Regions from separate parts of the Homo sapiens genome. Here region 1 is linked to region 2. The links are chromatin loops, found by intact Hi-C in ENCODE. Cell type or tissue: CD4-positive, alpha-beta T cell. All regions are shown on one strand. Links, peaks and the distances in the headings refer to the core of each region. The heading gives the core; the rest is flanking DNA.

The links. Peaks named below come from ENCODE experiments on the same cell type or tissue, not always from the same donor. Only the 100,000 strongest peaks of a DNase experiment are listed, where the experiment ranks them.
Region 1: it touches region 2 in a loop (6-fold over the local background); 3 of 110 quality-filtered maps call a loop at or near these places.

What each region holds. Positions count from the first base shown.
Region 1 is chr16:81,747,435-81,757,536 of GRCh38, reverse strand. It overlaps LOC105369213 (a long non-coding RNA gene), which reads right to left. Exons shown (of 4, transcript NR_189584.1): 3 at 1,571-1,667. It also overlaps a transcript of PLCG2 not described here. Among named protein-coding and RNA genes, the nearest start is that of PLCG2, 27 kb to the left of the region's middle. RefSeq lists enhancers at 4,255-4,862, 4,863-5,471, 8,636-8,705. In CD4-positive, alpha-beta T cell, for the core only: no CTCF peak of the experiment used is centred there; a DNase peak (open chromatin) is centred at 5,126.
Region 2 is chr16:82,156,741-82,166,842 of GRCh38, reverse strand. MPHOSPH6 (M-phase phosphoprotein 6) reads left to right here. Exons shown (of 5, transcript NM_005792.2): 2 at 2,649-2,761. Among named protein-coding and RNA genes, the nearest start is that of MPHOSPH6, 8.4 kb to the left of the region's middle. RefSeq lists cis regulatory regions at 850, 987, 3,640, 6,043 and enhancers at 778-922, 915-1,059, 3,568-3,712, 5,971-6,115. In CD4-positive, alpha-beta T cell, for the core only: no CTCF peak of the experiment used is centred there; no DNase peak of the experiment used is centred there.

The DNA.
Region 1 (10,102 bases), core at 801-8,800, 410 kb after region 2:
GCTGGAGTACAGTGGCGCTTTCTCGGCTCTTCTGCACCTCTGTCTCCTGGATTCAAGCGATTCTCTTGCCTCAGCCTCCCAAGTAGCTGGGATTACAGCCACCTGCCACCGCGCCCGGCTAATGTTTATATTTTTAGTAGAGACGGGGTTTCACCATCTTGGCCAGGCTGGTCACTAAACAGCTTTTTTTTCTATGAGGCTTTTACTCTTTTGTTTTTTTGTTTGTTTGGGGGTTTTGTGTGTTTTGTTTCCAGGGCCTAGCAGAAAATTGGAGCCCAGAAAATGGGTGGGTGGATGGATGAATGGATGAATGATTGGATAAAGAGATGATTGAATGATCGGATGGGTGGATGAGTGGGTGGATGGAATTTCCAATGTGGTCCCTCCTAGAGCTCCCTTTTTCCTTTGACTCACCCAAAAGTAAAAGAGATGCAACTATTCCAAAATGATTGTCTTTTCAAAACTCTTCATTCCAGCAGCATCTGAGCTCAGGCAAACAACCACTCACCAAGATACAGAGTCACTACACTTCCTACCACATTTCCTCTCCTTTGCCCAAAGTAGCAGCAAGTAGGAACCACTGGAATCCCATACACAATTTCTAAAAACAGGCGTAGAGGCGCGGTGTGTGTGTTCCAGGCCTGTGCCCCAGGCTGTGGGGCTCTCAAGACAGATCAGACTCGGAACAAACTGCTGAAGAAGCAGGATAAGGCAGCAAGCTCACTGAAGAGCCAGGCTGTGCAGTAGACACATCTAGGCTCAAACGCAGCTTTGTTGTTTGGGCAACTCACTGTCTCTCTGGGCTCTCAGCTCCTTATCTGTAAAACAGTGCCAATAACACCCGCCTCACGAAGTCCACGCCTCTTCAACACCAGTATTAATGAGGGGTTCACTTGGGACCTGGTACCTCTCACTTAGCTTCCTTCTTTCCCCCACCACCTCTGTGCCTGGCCTCCCCTGTCCTGAGACACTGTATGGTGTGGTCACCTTCATAAGCTCTGGTTTCAGATGACCTGGATTGAGTACAGGCTTGGCTCCTCCACTGTGTGACCTTGGGCAACATACTTAACCTCTCTCTGCCTCCGTTCCCTCATCTGTAAAATGGGGTTAATAATAATAGCTGCCGTATAAGATAGCAGTTTGTTCTGAGGATTAAAGGAGATAAATCTTACAGATCGCTGAGGTCAGTGACTGGCATATACTATGCACTCAGTGAATACTGACAATAATAGCCCGGCATAGCAGCATACTCCTACAGGAAGCCCTATCTGAAAGGCGGTAGGGGGCAGTGGCCACTTGCCAGTTGGCCTTGCAGGGGAAATGTGGCCCATCCATTGGGCCTCCCCGACGGTTCCTGGGCTTAGCAGCCCTATTTGATCTTGCGGAATAATGACAATTCTACTACCCTGCTTTATGGCCATCCTATCTGTGGCTTTGAACAGGAAGCCGTCTTTCCTCCCAGACACACTGGTGCCTTTCCTGTTCTCCATGGAAACAGGCCAGGCTCGGTGCTGCTGACTGGCCTGGAGTCAGGGTTTGGTCGAGGACAGATTGGAGGCCATGTGCTTACCTGGGGGCAGCAGGGAAAGGACCGTCTTCCAGATGGACTTCGTGGAATGTTCTTTTCCTGACGCCTGGAGCTTGAGTGAGGGGTACCCTCAGAACTTCTGCAGAGATAGTTTCAGAAGCTGATGTTAAAGGAACAGGCTGAGGCTGGGTGCAGTGGCTCACACCTGTAGTCCCAGCACTTTGGGAGGCCGAGGCAGGCGGATCACTTGAGGTCAGGAATTGGAGACTAGCCTGGCCAACATGGTAAAACCCCATCTCTACTAAAAATACAAAAATTAACTGCATGTGGTGGCGGGTGCCTGTAATCCCAGCTACTCGGGACGCTGAGGGACGAGAATCACTTGAACCCAGGAGGCAGAGGTTACAGTGAGCCAAGATCACACCACCCCACTCCAGCTTGGGCGACAGAGTGAAACTCTGTCTCAAAAAATAAGAGAAGCTGACGTTAAAGAAACAGGCTGAAGCCAGGTTTGGTGGCTCACGCTTGTAATCCCAGCACTTTGGGAGGCCGAGGTGGGCAGATCACTAGAGCTCAGAAGTTTGAGACCAGCCTGGGCAACATAGTGACACCTCATCTCTACCAAAAAAAAAAAAAAATACAAAATTAGCCAGGCATGGTGGTGCATGCCTGTAGCCCCAGCTACTTGGGAGACTGAGGCGGGAGGATCACTTGAGCCCAGGAGGTCAAGGCTGCAGTGAGCCACGATGACGGCACCGTACTCCAGCCTGGGTGACAGAGTGAGGCCTTGTCTCAAAAAATATATATATAAATAAAAATAAAAAATAAAGGAACAGGCTTGGGGTGGTTTCCCATTGTCAGCCACCTCTCAGCTCAGCTGGGCTTCTCTTCCCTGCTTGCTAAGACTGAACTCATCTTTTATCTCATCTGATGCCTACCACAATAGCAGAGGAAGTGAGGATTTCCAGACCCATTTGACAGATCAGGCAATGGGGGCTCAGAGAGGGTAAGCAATTTGCCTAAGGACACACAGCTGGTTCTTCCTCTGCCAATGTTCTCTCACTTTGCACCATTCCCTTTTTGATGACCTTTGTGGGAGTCACTGCTTCTGATCCAGAATCAGATTATTCTTTAAAATAAAAGATAATAATGATAACTAAAGTTTGAATACCTACAATGTAGCAGGCATTTCCTACACATTATTCCATTCAATCTTCATAGCATATTTTATTAAATATCCCAGAGCAGTTATTGGTGTCCCTTTTGGGGATCCCTCCCACACATACTTCAGACAGGCCTTTGACATTGCTAGGGAGACACGTGAGGTTCCCACTAGTGAGCTCTGCCATGGGGCCCCACAGTCATTCATTCACTAAAGCAAGTATTGAGCACCTACACCTTACCAGGTCCTTGACAAACTGTGAAGTGCTGTGCACTGCTTTGTGAATTTCCAAGTGGATCACCACCCAGCTTGGTACAAGGTATAGGCAAAAGGAAATGGAAAGGAGATGGGAAAGGAGGGGAATGAGGTGAGGAGGGGTGGAAATGAGGTGGTGGGGAGGAGGTGGGGAGGAGGTGGGGAGGGGTGGGGAGGAGGTGGGGAGGGGAGGGGAGGAGGTGGGGAGGGGTGGGGAGGAGGTGGGGAGGGGAGGGGAGGAGGTGGGGATGGGCGGGAAGGAGGTGACAGGGGAAGGAGGTGGGGGAGGCGAGGGAAGGAGGTGGGGAGGGGAGGGAATGAGATGGGGAGGGAAGGGAAGGAGGTGGGGATGGGTGGAGAAGGGCAGAGTTTCCCCAGGAAGCTTCTCCATCCCCTCTCAACTCAGGTGGAGGTGGAGACGGAGATGGAGATGGAGGCGGCAAACCTAGAAGTGGGTCCCTAGAACCTGTGTCACTGGGTCAACCCTGAGGGATAGTTACCAAGGAGCGAAGTCCTTTCAGGCCTGGCCTGGACTTTCCTCCTAGAATCTTCTCCCCGGGGGTGGGCCTGTGATGGCGGCCAGGCCAGGCAAGAGAAGACACAGGGCAGCGCCTCACACAGGCTCAGCCTCCACCCAAGGTGGGACCATCTAGCCCAACCATGGAGCCCTGGCTGTTGGCCCAGGGATGGGGGAGTCTCACCTCCGCAGCCACTTCCCACTCCCCAGGCCCTCTCCCAGCCCTCCAGCTGCTTCTCCTGGAGATAAAACGGCTGAGCTCCCTTCATATTTTCCCCATCCTACAGTCATGGCTGTGGCATCTGCATTAGTGGCTGTGGCATCTGTCACCTCCTGGTTCCCTCATCCCCTCCCAAAAGTCAGCACTGCTGGGTGCAGTGGCTCATGCCTGTAATCCCAGTACTTTGGGAGGCCAAGGCAGGGAGATCACTTGAGGCCAGGTCAGCCTGGCCAACATGGTGAAACCCTTCTCTACTGAAAATACAAAAATTAGCTGGGCGTGGTAATGTGCGCCTATAATCCCAGCTACTAATGAGGCTGATACAGGAGAATCGCTTGAACCTGGGAGGTGGAGGCATCAGTGAGCCAAGATACAACTACTGCACTCCAGCTTGGGCAACAGAGTGAGACTCCATCTCAAAAAAAAAAAAAATTAAATTAAATGGTCAAAATGGTAAATTTTATATTATACATATTTAACCAGAATACAAAAAAAAAAAAAAAAAAAAAAAACCTGCCAGGACTTTAACACAATGCTGAACTTGGCATAACCCACCAATGACCAATGTGGATGTTTTACCAAATTGGCTCAATGGGGCTGTGAGTGGGAAAACTAAAGCTCGTGCTGTGTGGACCTGAGCTTGGTTGCACCTGCCACAGGTGGGAAGCCAGGCTGAGGTGGCGGGGAGAGGCAGGGCCGAGGGGGTGTGGAAGGGTGCGAGGCCGGGAGCAGAGCTGAGCTGCCACTGGCCATCCTCAGCAGAAGCTGGTGGGGCACCCTGGACAGCTCAGACTGAGCCACAGGCACTAGCTAATAGTAGCTCATACCATTATTAAGCACTTGCTGTGTACCAGGAATTTCTACAGACCTTCGAAGTACCGTGGTTGGTCTCCACTACACAGATGAGGAAACTGAGGCCCAAAGGAGAAAAGCAGCCTGCCCAAAGCCCCGAGTTGACAGGTGGCAGTGCAAGGCCTGGAGCCACGTCTTTCATAGCTGTCCTCTCCCTGCTGGCAGCTCTGCCCCCAACAGCCACTCACCGGGGAGGTGCCCAGTGCTAGGCTGGAGCTTCCAGCACTGGCCCTCACTTCCCTGGGCACCCTGAGGGCCCTGGCCGTGCAAGGAGTGGGCCTCGTCTACAGTCACGTCCTTCATGGAAGTTGCTGGAAGCAGATGCAGCCCAGGCCAAGCCTCAGGGTCAGTGATTCTGTTCTGGCTGGGGAGGGGGAGCTAAGGGGACCACCTCTCCCAGCCCCTCCTTTGGGGGCTCACAGAGACCTCAGATGGAAGCTGAAGTGGACTCTTGCTCTCCTGCCCTCAGCCGAGGGGCTGAGCCACTCCGGGAGGGTTTTTGGAGGCCTGCTCCGCCCCCAGCTGCTATTAGTGCTGCCACGGCCAGCCGCCTCCACCCCAGGAAAAAGAGGAAGTGGTCAGAAGCCAGCAAGAGAGAGCCTTAAAAGAGGACGTGTCCCAACCCTCACAGTCCCCTCCCTGTCAGGCAGAGTGGAGGAGCTGGCCGGGTACTTCTCAGAGCTGGCCGGGTGCTTCTTGGAACCTTCCACCTGGGGAAGCTGGAACCTGCTTTCACCCCACAATGATATTCTAAAAACACCCTAGAATTGTGAGGGCCTCCAGGCTTCCAGCATCAGGGAACTCTGAGACGCAGTGTTGGGGAACAGTGGGAGCTCCCAGCTCAGCACCCAGCACTCAGCAGGCTCATAGTTCATACGTGATAGACGGGGCCTACATCACAGTGAAGAGTTGCAGGTTCAAATCCTAGCTCTTTTATATATATTATATACATATATTATATTTTTTTTATATTTATTTTTTGAGATAGACTCTTGCTTTGTTGGCCAGGCTGGAGTGCAGTGGCACAATCTCGGCTCACTGCAACCTCCGCCTCCCAGGCTCAAGCAAATCTCCCACCTCAGCCTCCCGAGTAGCTAAGATTACAGACGCCTGCCACCATATCCACCTAATGTTTATATTTTTAGTAGAGACAAGATTTCACCATGGTGGCCAGGCTGCTCTTGAACTCCTGACCTCAGGTGATCCACCCACCGTGACTTCCCAAAGGGCTAGGATTACAGCTGTGAGCCACTGCACCCGGACTCTTTTACATATTTATAGGGTAAAAAGTGACATTATGATCTATGAATACAACGTGGAATAATTAAAGCTAGTTAACATATCCATCACCTCAAACACTTAACTTTTTTGTGATGAGACTGTTTGAATTTACTCTCTTAGCAATTTTGAAATGTACCATACTCTATTATTAATGACATTTACCACGCCATACAATAGGTCTCAAAAAAAACCCATATTCCTCCTATCTGAGATTTTGTATGCTTTGACCACCATCTCCCCATTTCCCGTCCTCGAGCCTCTGTAACCACCATTCTACTCTCTGCTTCTATGAGTTTGACTGTTTTAGATTCCACATATAAGTGAGAACATGTGACACTTGTCTTTCTGGGCCTGGCTTATTTCACTTAGCATAATGTTCTCCATCTTTATCCATGTTGTCGCAAATGACAGAATTTCCCTGGCCATCAATCTCTAGTTCCAGGCTGGAGGCAGTGGCTCATGCCTGTAATCCCAGCACTATGGGAGGCTGAGGCAGGTGGATCACCTGAGGTCAGGAGTTTGAGACCAGCCTGGCCAACATAGTGAAACCCCATCTCTACTAAACATACTAAAATTAGCTGGGCATGGTGGAATGCACCTGTAATACCAGCTACTGAGGAGGCTGAGGCAGGAGAATCACTTAAACCCTGGAGGTGGAGGTTGTAGTGAGCCAAGATTGCACTACCGTACTCCAGTCTGGACAACAAGAGTGAAACTCTGTTTGAAAAAAAAAAAAAAAAAAAAAAAAAAGCTGGGTGCGGTGGCTCACGCCTGTAATCCCAGCACTTTGGGAGGCTGAGGTGGGTGGATCTTGAGGTCAGGAGATCGAGACCAACCTGGCTAACATGTTGAAACCCCATCTCTACTAAAAATACAAAAAATTAGCCAGGTGCAGGTGTGGTGGCAGGCGCCTGTAGTCCCAAGTACTCGGGAGGCTGAGGCAGGAGAATGGCATGAACCCGGGAGGCGGAGCTTGCAGTGAGCCGAGATCGCGCCACTGCACTCCAGCCTGGGCAAAAGAGGGAGACTCTATCTCAAAAAAAAAAAAAAAAAAAAAATCTCCAGTCCCCATTCTGCTTTTTAAATGCTGAATAGTAGTCCATTGTAAATATGTGGCACGTTTTCTTTATGCATTAATCTGTTGATGGACATTTAGGTTGATTCCATAACTCAGCTATTATGAATGATGCTGCAATGAACCTGACAGTGCAGACATCTTTCAACAAACTGATTTCAAATCTTTTGGGTAAATATCCAGAAGTGGGATTGCTGTGCTGGATTTTTTTTTTTTTTTTTTTTGAGACAGAGTCTCACTCTATCACCACCCAGGCTGGAGTGCAGTGGTGAGATCTCAGCTCACTGCAATCTTCCCCTCCCAGGTTCAAGGGATTCTTCTGTCTCAACCTCCTGAGTAGCTAGGATTACGGATGCCCGCCACCATGTCCAGCTAATTTTTGTTGTTGTTGTTGTATTTTTAGCAGAGATGGAATTTCACCATGTTGGCCAAGCTGGTCTTGAACTCCTGGCCTGAGGTGATCTGTCCGCCTTGTTCTCCCAAAGTGCTGGGATTACAGGCATGAGCCACCACACCCAGCCAAATTGCTGGATCTTATACATTGTTTTCTATGTTTGCTAAAACATAGATACCTCTATGTGTTTTTAACTTTTTTTTTTTCACAATGGGATCATATTATTCTACTGTTGTTTTTACTTAACGGTATATTGCAGATCTCTTTCTAGGTCAGCAAATCCAGCCAGCTTTCTTTTTCTCAACCATGGTACCTTGCATTCCGCCGCGTAGATGGATTACACTTAAGTGAAGCAGCTGTCCATTGAGGGACATCTCAGCTCTTTCTAGGTTTGTGTCTTTGCTTCATAAGCAATGCATCTTTGGACATGTATCCTTGAACAGTGGGGTGAGTATATCCACAGGGAAAGATAAATCATTTGCTGTGTAAATGCTGGACACATACCAAAACAATTTTGACAGAAACACCAAATTGCCCTCCAAATACTTCATTGCTTGAATTGGTAACACTCATCTATTTCTTTAAATTTATTTAATGAAGGCCAGGCACAGTGGCTCACGCCTGTCATTCCAGCAGTTTGGGAGGCCAAGGCGGATGGATCACTTGAGGTCAGGAGTTTGAGACAAGCCTGGCCAACATGGTAAAACCTCGTCTCTACTAAAAATACACATAATTAGCTGGGCTTGGTGGCAGGCGCCTGTAATCCCAGCTACTCAGGAGGCTGAGGCAGGAGAATTGCTTGAACCCAGGAGGCAGAGGTTGCCAGGAGCCAAGATCACACCACTGCACTCCGGCCTGGATGACAGAGTGAATGAGACTCCATCGCAAAAAAATAAAAAATAAAATATAATTTATTTAATGAAAAAGTTTAGTTTGTTTAAGGCATATAATTTGACAAAAATCAATCAAGTGATTTTTTAAAATCTACATCTTCAGGGATTATAGAGATGTTAAAAAGCAACCCAGATGGGTTCAGAGAACAGGATCTTTGGCTGAGTTAGCTCCTACCTTCCCAAATAAACCACCCAACCAGTAGTGTGAGAACATGTAAATCAAACCCTGGTTTGGCTGCCCGGCATCCTAGACTGCTGTTTCCTGACTGAGGGGCCCCCTTGTGAAAGTCGCAGTGGAAAGGAGCTTTAGTGAGCACCACAGCCTGGAAGTAAACCTCACCCACATCTTCCACCCTGAGCTCTCTCCTGCCACCCCCCGCCACAGGCCTCAGTGCCTGGAGAGGTCCCCTGCAGGAGGGAAGGAGCCAGGTACAGTCATAGTCAAGACTGTTTCAATCCCAGCTCTGCCAGCATCTCACCGAGCCTCTCTGAGCCTCAATTTTCCTAATCTGTCAAATGTGCCCGATAAAACCTAACTGGTTCACAGGGTTGTAATGAGGATAAGATGTGGAAACAGATATGAAAGTCACTGGCTTTCCTTCCTTCTGTTTGGGTTTACCATCAAGTCTACAAATGGGGAATAGGAGATCCGAGTCTGGGGTTTTCTGACCACAAGTGCTTTCCCAGAAACAGTCTTCTTTGAAGTTATTTTTTTGCAATTTGAATAGTTTATACAGGCACATGGCATGCCATTCAAAAGGTCTCAAGGGGTAAGTGCAAGAAGTCCCCTGTTTACCCCTAATGTCCCCTCCCCCAAACCAGTTCTCCTCTCCGAGACATCCTTAGTCACCTCTTTCTTGTGTCTCCTTTCAGACTCAGTCTTTGAGCATTTCCACAAAAATGCAGCATTCTGCATACTCTGCTCTGCACCTTTCTTTTTTCATTTTTTTTTTTTTAATTTTTTAAGTTTGAGACAAAGTCTCACTCTGTCACCCAGGCTAGAGTACAGTGGCACCATCTCGACTTACTGCAACTTCCACCTTCCAGGTTCAAGCAATTCTCATGCCTCAGCCTCCTGAGTAGCTGGGATTATACGCATGTGCCACCAAGCCCAGCTAAATTTTGTATTTTTAGTAGAGATGGAGTTTCACCATGTTGGCCAGGCTATCTCAAACTAAGGGCCTTGGCCGGGTGCGGTGGCGCAGGCTTGCAATCCCAGCACTTTGGGAGGTCGAGGTGGGCGGATCATCTGAGGTCAGGAGTTCAAGACCAGCCTGGCCAATATGGGGCCACCCTGTTTCTACTAAAAATACAAAAATTAGCTGAGTGTGCTTGCAGGTGCCTGTAATCCCAGCTACTTGGGAGGCCGAGGCAGGAGAATCACTTGAACCTGGGACGCAGAGGTTGCAGTGACCCAAGATCACGCTACTGCACTCCAGCCTGGGTGATTCCATCTCAAAAAAAAATGGAAAGAAAAAAAGTCATTCATTTAACAGTCATGTCTCTAGTCTACTGTAATCTAAAACAGTCCGCCAGTCCATATTGTCTTTTATGACACTGACATTTTTGAGTGTCCAGGCATTTTGCAAATCTCTCTTAACTTGAATTTCTGTTTCTTTCCTCATAATAGATTTAGGTTAAACATTTTTTTGCAAGAATATTATATAGATGATGTTGCACCTTATTATTTTAAATGGCTGCATGGTATTCCAGTATATGGATACATCACAATTGATGTAACTCATCCTCTATCCACAGATGTGTAGATGACTTCCAATCATTTATTTAAAAAACAATACTACCATTAATAATATTATTATTATTTCAGACAGAGTCTTCCTCTGTCGCCCAGGCTGGAGTGCAGGGGCACAATCTCACCTCACTGCAACCTCCACCTCCCGGGTTCAAGGAATTCTTGTGCCTCA
Region 2 (10,102 bases), core at 896-8,895:
GTTGTATACCAAAAGAATAGGTACATGACTAAATGGGAGAAAAAAGGGCAGTTGGGCAGTATTGATGAGTTTTACCACGAGGAATATTAGTGATGAAATGAGGCATCTGCATTTAAAGAAAACCATCCCAGAAAGAGAATCTGGAAAAATAAGATAGGTCTAGGTTCATTTCCATTCAGAGAACTTTCACTGAGTGAGCTCTTTTGTGTACCAGGGGTGCCGCCTAAGTACCAATGATACAAGATGAACAAGAGTCATGGTCTATTCAGAATCGTAGTCCTGGGAGACACCAAAGCAGCACGATGGTGAACAATATTCCAGTGTTGATGAGGCTGTCTTGAGAATGTGCTTCTTTATAGGAGCAGACCTAGGAAGAGCCAAGCCAAATGCCAACCAGGAAGTCTTACCAAAGGACACACACTGTAGGCTTAAAAGAGTAAATATTTTGCCAGGCAGAAAATGGAAACGTGTTAAGTCGCAAAGGCAAAAGGACTGGGAAGTATAGCGTGCACATTCCAGAAACTGCAGTTCTTTCCTGGGATGAGGATGTACACACAGGTAAAATGGATGACGACTGCAAAACACTAGTCTGCAAACTTGTTTTCTTTTACTTTTTACTTAAAATAGTGATAGATTCACAGGAAGTTGCAAAAAGTGTACAGGGATATCCCGTGCGTCCTTCATGCCACCTCCCCTAGCGGCAACATTTTACAACACTAGGATATGATAAAGAGCCAGGACATTGACAGTGAGCTGACGCAGATTTCACCATTTTACACGCACTCATTTTGCGTGGACGGTTGCTGGGTCATATGGTAAGTGTATGTTTAGTTTGCTAAGAAACTGCCATGCTGTTTTCCACAGTGGCTGTACCATTTACTTTCCCACCAGCTATGTTTGAGTGATCAGTTTCTTCACATTCTCTTCAGCACTTGATGTTATCACCATCATGTGTTACTTAACACATGATTTAACAACAGGGATACGTTCTGAAACATGCATTGTTAGGTGATTTCATCATTGTGAGAGCATCATAGGGTTCATCTACGCAAACCTGGATGGTATAGCCTACCACACACTTAGGCTATATGGTACAGCCTGTTGTTCGTAGGCTGCAAACCTATACAGCATGCTACTGTACTGAATACTGTAGGCAGTTGTAACACAGTGGTGTCTGTGTATCTAAACATATCTAGATATAGAAAAGGTACAATAAAAATGCAGCATTGTAATCTTATGGGACCACTGTCATATATGGGTTCCATCGTCGACCAAACATCATTTTGCAGTGCATGACTATTTTATTCGTGAACGTTAAGGTTTTTTCATTTAACTTAGTAGTCATTGTTAAAGTGCTTATGCCTAAAAAGGCTTATGTTTGGAAAAGGTGGAATAGAAGGAGGAGAAATATGGGACCTGGGCCGGGCGCAGCGGCTCACACCTGTAATCCCAGCACTTTGGGAGGCCGAGGCGGGTGGATCACAAAGTCAGGAGTTTGAGACCAGCCTGGCCAAAGTGGTGAACCCCCGTCTCTACTAAAAACAGAAAAATTAGCTGGGTGTGGTGGCAGGCGCGTAATCTCAGCTACTCGAGAAGCTGAGGCAGGAGAACCTCTTGAACCTAGGAGGCAGAGGTTGCAGTGAGCTGAGATCGTGCCACTACACTCCAGCCTGGGCGACAGAGTGAGACTCTGTCTCAAAAAAAAAAAATAAAAAAAAAAATAAAAAAGAAATATCGGACCTGAATAAGGGAAAGAAATGGGGGATACATAGAAACCAGTGGAAGCTGAAACCTAACTGCTAGGAGGCTTCTGGGTATTTTCTGATTTTATTTTCTCCAGTGTTGATATTTTATCTTGTTGCTGTGGTTAGCCTCTTAAGTTTGTTCACTTGTTCCCTGAAGAAATACAGGTATTCATGCTAGTGAGAGACTGGCAGCAGGACTGTTATTTACTGCCATATTTTGAGTCAACTTTCTGCAGATTTGATAAGAGCAGCTCAAGAGTTTAGCAGCATTTCAGAGGAAAAATAAAAACGAAGAGCAGACTTATAGATGTACCTTTGCTTCTGCCTACATTTATCGGGCTCTTACTGTGCTTCAGTCATCATATTGGGACAGATGAAGGAGATGACCCAGACACCCAGTCCTTAAGGTCTCCAGAAAAGATAGATGCTCAGAAAGTTCAGATGTGGTGAGTCTATTGGAGGGAGCCATGGAAGCATTTAGGACAGAGGCACTGATTTTACTGGCACTCATAGAAGTCTAGTAGCTTTACCTATGTCAGACGGGCGAGGAGTTGGCCAGGTGGAAGAGGATAAGAAGGGCATTTCAACCCCAGATCAGCAGGTGCCAAAGCCAGTGGGCTCTGTGGGTGAGCACAAGACCTTCGAATGTGGTGTCTTAGCCCTTAAGTTTTCCGAAGGAAATATACATTGTGCATTTTCTCATGCCCTGACACAAGCCCTCATCGTCTAGTGTAAAGTTGGAAGGGTAGAGCTAAACCGTTTGATCACTTGCCCCAACCCTCAATCTTGAGATGGGTTCCATAGATAAATGAAGGAGAACAAGTAGAAGAAGAAAATTATTTGGGGTTTCCTCAGTTCTAAAATGGGAAAAGTTTCTGACATTGATTTTGTTTGTTTTCACAGTTTATGCAAAGGGGACTGGACTCAGAAACCAAGAAACAACTAGAAGAAGAAGAAAAGAAAATCATTAGTGAAGAGCACTGGTACTTGGATTTGCCAGAGCTTAAAGAGAAAGAGTAGGTTTATTAAAATTGATACTGATGATGCTTGTGGCATTCAGAAGGAAACTCCTGGTAAATTTAACTCATCATTCCGGTGACATAAAGCCCATGAAATTGTTTCTGTTCAGTTTATTGATTTAGTAGCACAACTAAAAAATATTAAACCTATAGAAGTTGTACATGGATTTATACATTTTTACTACTCCCCCTCCCAGCCACTATTTTGTCCTTTTTTACATTGAATGAAGGAACCTAGCCCACATATCTCTGATAGTAACAGCAGACCTTTGGGGAAGCTGTAATGTTCTCTCTATCACCTTAAGTTCTAAAGATTAGGGGTGTACTTCAGGTCTCTCCAGTTTTGTTTCGGTTACAGAGTTCATTAGGTTGAGCATTTTAAGGCAGGTCAGAAGTTTTTGTTTCTTCTTTTAAATTGTTACTACTTGTAATACCATCCATTTTAGCTAACATTTACTGAATCTATAGTGTGTACCAGGAACTGGGCTAAACACTTTACATCTGTAGTTATTGAATCTTCGTAGCAAACTTAGGAACTGCCTCCTATGATTCTGTCACTTTGTAGTTGAGGAACTGAGCTTAAGGGAGGGTAACTTGCCCAGCTTCACCCAGCTAGTCAGTGCTGAAGGCTGGGGTAGACAGTTTCTGGCCCACCCCTAAGCTTGGCTGGTGCCTGATCAACAATTTTGAATGAAGGAGTGTTGGATTTATTTCATCCATTAATTTAGCTGAATCCTTCTGGAAGCTATTTTTCATTTTTCCCTGATACTTTCCTCACCTTAGTAAGCTCTGTTGTATGGTAGTTTTACTTAAACTTTGGTCAAATGACTGAAGATGCTGCTTACTGTCTTGAGGCACATTTATGTGTTTCCATTCTGTACCTGATGTTTGGGCTTTGATTTGGAATGTTATATTCCCCTGTTCATTTGGCTGACCTCTGGACATTGTTTGAAGGTTAGATACCCTTCTCTAAAGATAGAAAGTATGTCCCACCAGGAGGGATCGGGAGAAGGTACTTTTTTTCTCTGCTTCTCAGAGGAAGCAAGATGTTGGTGAGGAGGGAGAAGATAGTGCCAGGGGCAGGGTCACAGGGAGGAAGGGACCTTTGCTGCTGGAGCTATAATTTACTTTTATGCCTTAAGTAAACTTGCCAAAGTGTTCCTTCCAGTTGTTTATTAAAGAGCAGGACTGTTTCTATCTTGTTTCCAGTATTTTTCCCCTAATACAGCATATTATTCCCAGAAAATGACCTTTACATTTCTTTCTGGGAAGGTAAATAATGCCTTTTTGCCATTACTCAGCATCCTGTTTATGTATAGGTGTGTATATCAGCTCAGGATGTTGGCAGGAGAAGATGACACTCTCAGACTGAGGAGAGACTATCAAGGTGTGGGTGGGGCATAGGGGGGCCCCTCGGGGCAGTGCAGCACCTCCTAGCATGTGTAGTGGGAGTGATTACCACCTGAGCTTGCAGAGTCAACGGGTGGGTGGGGAATAGCTGCTACCGAATCTGCAGATAAGTTGTGTAGAGAGAGCACCTTACAGGAGCTGCTACCTCCATTCACGGGTACGGCCAGCCCAAGGTCATCCTAGCAAGGGAGCCAGGTACCTGGCAGCAAAGGAGCCCTTCCGTGCATTACGTTCAAGTCAGCCTCCCAGGCCAGAGAAACAGGTGAAGACGGGAAGTAGGTCTGGAGGGGTGAATGGATGACATGTCCTTGGTATACGTGTTGTATTGAGTTGTTGTTTTTAACACTCTAAATAGGGAGATCATGGAATGGATTGGTTGATTAAGCACATGGGCTCTGAAGTCAGGCAGACCTGGGTTTGATGCCCAGCTCCGCCAGTTGTTTACTTGTCACCTTGGGTGAGTTACTTAACCTGTTTTGTGTCATTTGTGTATTGGGTATGATGATAGTACCTGTCCAGTACATTCCGAGAAGTAGATGAGGTAATATATGTAAAACAGTCACCATAACACCAGGCATAAAGCACAGTGATTGTCACCATTGTGTGTATTTCCTTATATCTGAATATATGAAGTACACCCATTCCTTTCTACTCACTTATGTTTGTGTATCCTTTTTTGCTAGTGTTGTCTTAACTATTCTGTGAATTTGGAGATTGCATGTGTCTGTGCTCTGAAAGTCTCGACTTTCCCATTTTTAATGTCAGCCGTATCAGTCTGTAATTCAGTGAAGATAATTAGGGCTATTCAGTGTTAACACTGCCTCACAGGGGACACTTTTAGCCAGTGGCTAGACCATGTAGGGGAATGATGATCTAGCTGCTGTGCCTCAACTTGGAACAACTGAAGGGCATTCCTGACTCCAGAGCTCTCATATGTGGCTGAGGCCTTAGTGTAGCCACATTGCCCATTATCTTCTCCCTCTGCCCAATCCTTCTTTCTCTGTTTTCCTAGAAGGGCATCTGCTGAACAACACTGCCTGCTAAGTTTTCTGCATATATGTCTGTCTCAGAGTCTGTTTCCAGGGAACCCGATATAGTGTGAATTCCTAGGAGTGAAATTTACCAGATGAAAGATTTTGCTATCTATTGCCTTATTGTTTTTTTCCCCAAGGATATGGTCCAGAAAGAGTGTGCAAGTATAGGCAGTTTAATTCCTCCTTTGCCGTAGCAAGTTGTTTAAGAAGTATTTTTGGCTATTGTACATCTTATACTTGTGTTTTGTGGTCTGTTTGGAGTCAGAAGCTATAGGGACCTGAAACTAACAAGTTAGCCTGCCACACTTTCACTGATGCTGGTGGAAGATAGGAACCTTCTGGGTCTGAGATGTAGGGGAGGGACAATAGCCTTTCCTTCCACCCATTTGAAGTTCATTAGTTGGGGTCCCTGTAACAAAAGACAGATTAACAAAGAGAAAGGTATACACTTTTATTTCACAAAAGTTTTAGGTGACACAGGAGCCTTCATAAGAAAATGAATACCGAAGAACTGGTTGAACCTGAGTGTTTTTATGTTAGCTTTGATGAAGAGTGGAAAGTTGTGAAGAAATATGATGGGAGCAAGGGGTATGAACGAAGAGTAATAAGCCAGGAGAAACTTAGCAAGTCTTTTGTTCAGATTCCTCTCTCTGTCCCTTCTTCTGAGATAAGGATGTTGCTTTCCTCTGAGTGTAGGGAGGGCACCTCTTATGTGAGATGCTTTTATGACCTGCTTCAGGGGACAGTCAGAAAATCCTACCTGCACGTCATTTTTCAGATTCCTCCAGTGTAAAATTTTCAGTATGCCAAGATGCCATATTTTGGGAGTAGTGTCTCCTGAACACCATCAGAAACAAAGGACTTACTGTACAGCAAGCAGCACAAGCATCAAGTTTGCGTCATTTCTCTTTTGTCCCCAACTCCTATGAGGGATGGCGTGAAGTGGCCCAGGTGGATGCTGTGCACCCAGTGGATTTGCATCATAGCTGAGATCTCCTGAGCTTAGAAAACTGGAACCTTGGATAACGGACCACAAGCAGACTTGCCTTCGGCCCCAAGAGAGGCATCTGTATTATGCTGGACAGTAAGCAAATCTGCCCTTCGCTTTAGAGGAAGACTGTTTTTCAAGGCTGCTCGCTATGCAGATATCCTTGCAAAGATAGTCCAGAGCAACCGGGCAGTTAGTGCCTCACTCAAAAAATGTGCAGGAATGTGAGACCCACTGAGAAGGGTTTTCTAACTGGAGTTTTGCCATGGTATTTGTGGCTTTAGGCAAGTCCAGCTTTTTCTGAGCAGTAGTTTCTCATCTGCGAAATTTATGAAATAATTTTGTGGGTGTGTTTTAGCCTGAAAATTATCCTCATTAATGAAAATTGGATAATTAAAATACAAAAAGAGGTAAGTTTTGAAATATTTCACTTGCTTGCCAACTCTGTAATTAATTTTTCTAATTCTTAAAACCATGCATGTAGATACAAAACACCTGTGCTCCTTTTTATATTAAAGATACGGTGTCAATGCAAACCCGTGGGAAAAACCTCTGAGGGGCCAGTAGTCCTGCTCTGAATCCAGTCCTGACCTCTGGAGGTTGTCTTTCTCTGGGTCCCTCCTTTGCCTTAAGTGAAAGCTTTGATGTATGGTGCTTTCCTGAGAGAGATGATTTACTTTGGAATTGAGGAGGTCTCATCAGCTGCTCCCTCTATAAGGAATAAGATTGGGCAATTGAGAGGGAATCCCAAGTTCATAGAAAAAGCTGAACAGCAAGTTCTGTGCCCAAATTTAGATTCCCTCAGGGAGAGGCGGTTCTGAAGTAAGTGAGTTTCTAGCCAGACTAGAGGGCCAGTGAGAGAGGAACCAAAATCACAGTGGTTCTCAGAGTTTTGGAACTCAGAAGCTATTTGCATTTATAAAAATTATTTAGAACTCCTAGGCCGGGCACGGTGGCTCACACCTGTAATCCCAGCACTTTGGGAGGCCGAGGCAGGCGGATCACGACGTCAGGAGATCGAGACCATCATGGTTAACATGGTGAAACCCCGTCTCTACTAAAAATACAAAAAAAATTAGCCAGGCATGATGGCGTGTGCCTGTAGTCCCAGCTTCTCAGGAGGCTGAGGCAGGAGAATCACTGGAATCCAGGAGGCGGAGGTTGCATTGAGCCGAGATTGCGCTACTGCACTCCAGCCTGGGCAACAGAATGAGACTCCATCTCAAAAAAAAAAATTTATTTAGAACACCTAAAGAGTGTTTTGTGTGATTTATATTTGTTAATATTTACTATGTAAGAAATTTTAAAAATTATTTAAATAACAAATTCATTACCTAACACATTTTTAATGACAAATAACTTTTTCAAGACAAAAAATTTAACGAGAAGAGTGGCACTGTTTTCTGTTTTTGCAAATCTCTTTAACATTGTGGCATAATAGAAGACAGCTAGACTCTGAACGCCTGCAGTCAGCCTGTTAAAGCATGTTGTATTGGTTGAAGTATATAAAGAAAATCCCCCTCACACAGGTGATACAGTTGAAAAGAGAGGAGTATCTCAATGGCCTTTTCAGATAATTCTTTGGTACAACTCCAAAACTCAGTCAGTAGTAGTTTCTTCAGAGTAAATTGCAACGTGGAATCTGAAAACACCAGTGAATTTTTCATGTCTTGGTCTGTCTTGTATTCCAAATAGATCTTTTACCTGTATATGATTTCTTAACATCCTGCATCTGTCATTTGGAAAATGAGTTGTATAGATTTTCCCAGTGTTAACTCATCTTGTTATACAATATCAAAAATCACATTCATTAGTATCACCGTGGGTTTCAACAGAAAAGTCTTTTAAGTGTTGGGAAGCTATCAAGCCCAAGATGACAGATAAAAGCTATTCGGAATTCTAACTTTTGCTTGAAAGCTTGAATTTTGTTATTGGCAGTAAATAGTGTCAGTTATTCCCCTTGAAGTGTCAGGTTCACTTTATTTATTTTCAAGAAAATGTCTGCCAAAGAACCCAAACCCGCAAAACCATAGTTACGGTGTGACATTGAAAAAAAGTGTCTAATTCATCTCTCGGTTCAGTCACACAAGTGCAGTTAGATTATTTGACTATGATGAAGTATCTTTTTTTTTTTTTTTTTTTTTTTTTGAGACGGAGTCTCGCTCTGTCACCCAGGCTGGAGTGCAGTGGCGAGATCTCCGCTCACTGCAAACTCCACCTCCCGGGTTCACACCATTCTGCTGCCTCAGCCTCCAATGTAGCTGGAACTACAGGCACCCGCCGCTATGCCCAGCCAATTTTTTTTTTTTTTTGTATTTTTTTAGTAGAGACAGGGTTTCATCGTATTAGCCAGGATGATCTCAATTTCCTGACCTCGTGATCCTCCTGCTTCGGCCTCCCAAACTGCTGGGATTACAGGTGTGAGCCACTGCGCCCGGCTAAGAAGTATCTTATATATAGAGTTTCAATTTCGTATACCGAATATTTTTTAAAGTAATTGAGGGCTAAGATTAACAGAAATAAATTTGTGCTGTGTCATCAAGAACATTCTAATGTGAAACTGGCATTTTTCTTTGAACTGTGAGGGCCTGGCAGTGAAGAATGTAACTACCAGGGTAGTCTGGTATCACTGCTGCTTTCACTCATGCTAAGATTCGTTTTACCCAGAGTTGCTTTTGCACAGTCTGCAAATGTCAACACAGTAAAAGATGACATCTTAATGTTATCATGCAAGTAACTCTGACCTCCTGCTACTACTCTGCATTGTCTCCATTCCAACTGCAGGGGCTTTATGTTTCTCAGGCAGGTTAGATTCCCTTCTCAGGGCCCCCACTTATGGGGACTTCAGGTGTTCTTCACCTGGGCATCCTCATATCTTGCTTCCTCACTGCCTCCTGGTCCTTGCTCAGATGTCACCCCTGACAAGAGGCCTATCCAGACCACTCTTTTAAAAGACGCCTCTCCTCTAGTCTGCCCTCAGTATCTCCCCTTAAACTGTGTGCACGTGTGGGTGTGTGGGTGGTGGTTGCATTCAGTGGAATGTACTTAAGTCTACAGCTGTATGTGTTTTGATAGTGCATGCATCTTTGTAAACCATACTCCTATCAAGGAAACATTTCCATCATCACGTAAAGATCTTCATCCCTCTTTCTAGTCAGTCTCACTCCTGCTCTGATGCAAGCACTGTTCTGATTTCTTAAACCGTAGATTAATTTTGTCTGTTCTTGAACTTCATAAAAAAGGAATTGTGCAATATGTGCTTAACTGTGTCAGCAAAATGTTTTGGATATTCATCCTTGTTTTGGAACATCAGTAATTTGTTTCTGTTGCTAAGTGGTATTTCATTTTACAGATACACCACGGTATATCTATTCATTCTTCTATTAATGGACATTAATAGAGAAGTGTTATAACACTTTCACTAAGGAAGTATGAGAGTTCAACATTTGGAGTTAGATATCTTTTTAATTTTATTCTAGTGGCATCTCATTGTGGTTTTTAATTAGCATTTTCCTGATGACTAATAATGTTAAAGAACTCATGATTGGGTTGTTTCCAGTTTTTTATTTTTTTATTTTTATTTATTTATTTTTTTTGAAATGGAGTCTCGCTCTGTTGCCCAAGCTACAGTGCACTGGCGCAACCGCGGCTCACTGCAGCCTGCTTCCCAGGTTCAAGCGGTTCTCCTGCCTCAGCCTCCGGAGTAGCTGGGATTACAGGCGTGCACCACCATGCCCGGCTAATTTTATTTTTAATAGAGACCATGTTGGCCAGGCTGGTCTTGAACTCCTGATCTCAGGTGATCGCTGGCCTCGGATACCCAAAGTGCTGGGATTACAGGTATGAGGCACCACACCCAGCCTGTTTTTTTACGCTTATGGATAAAGCTGGTATGACATTCATACT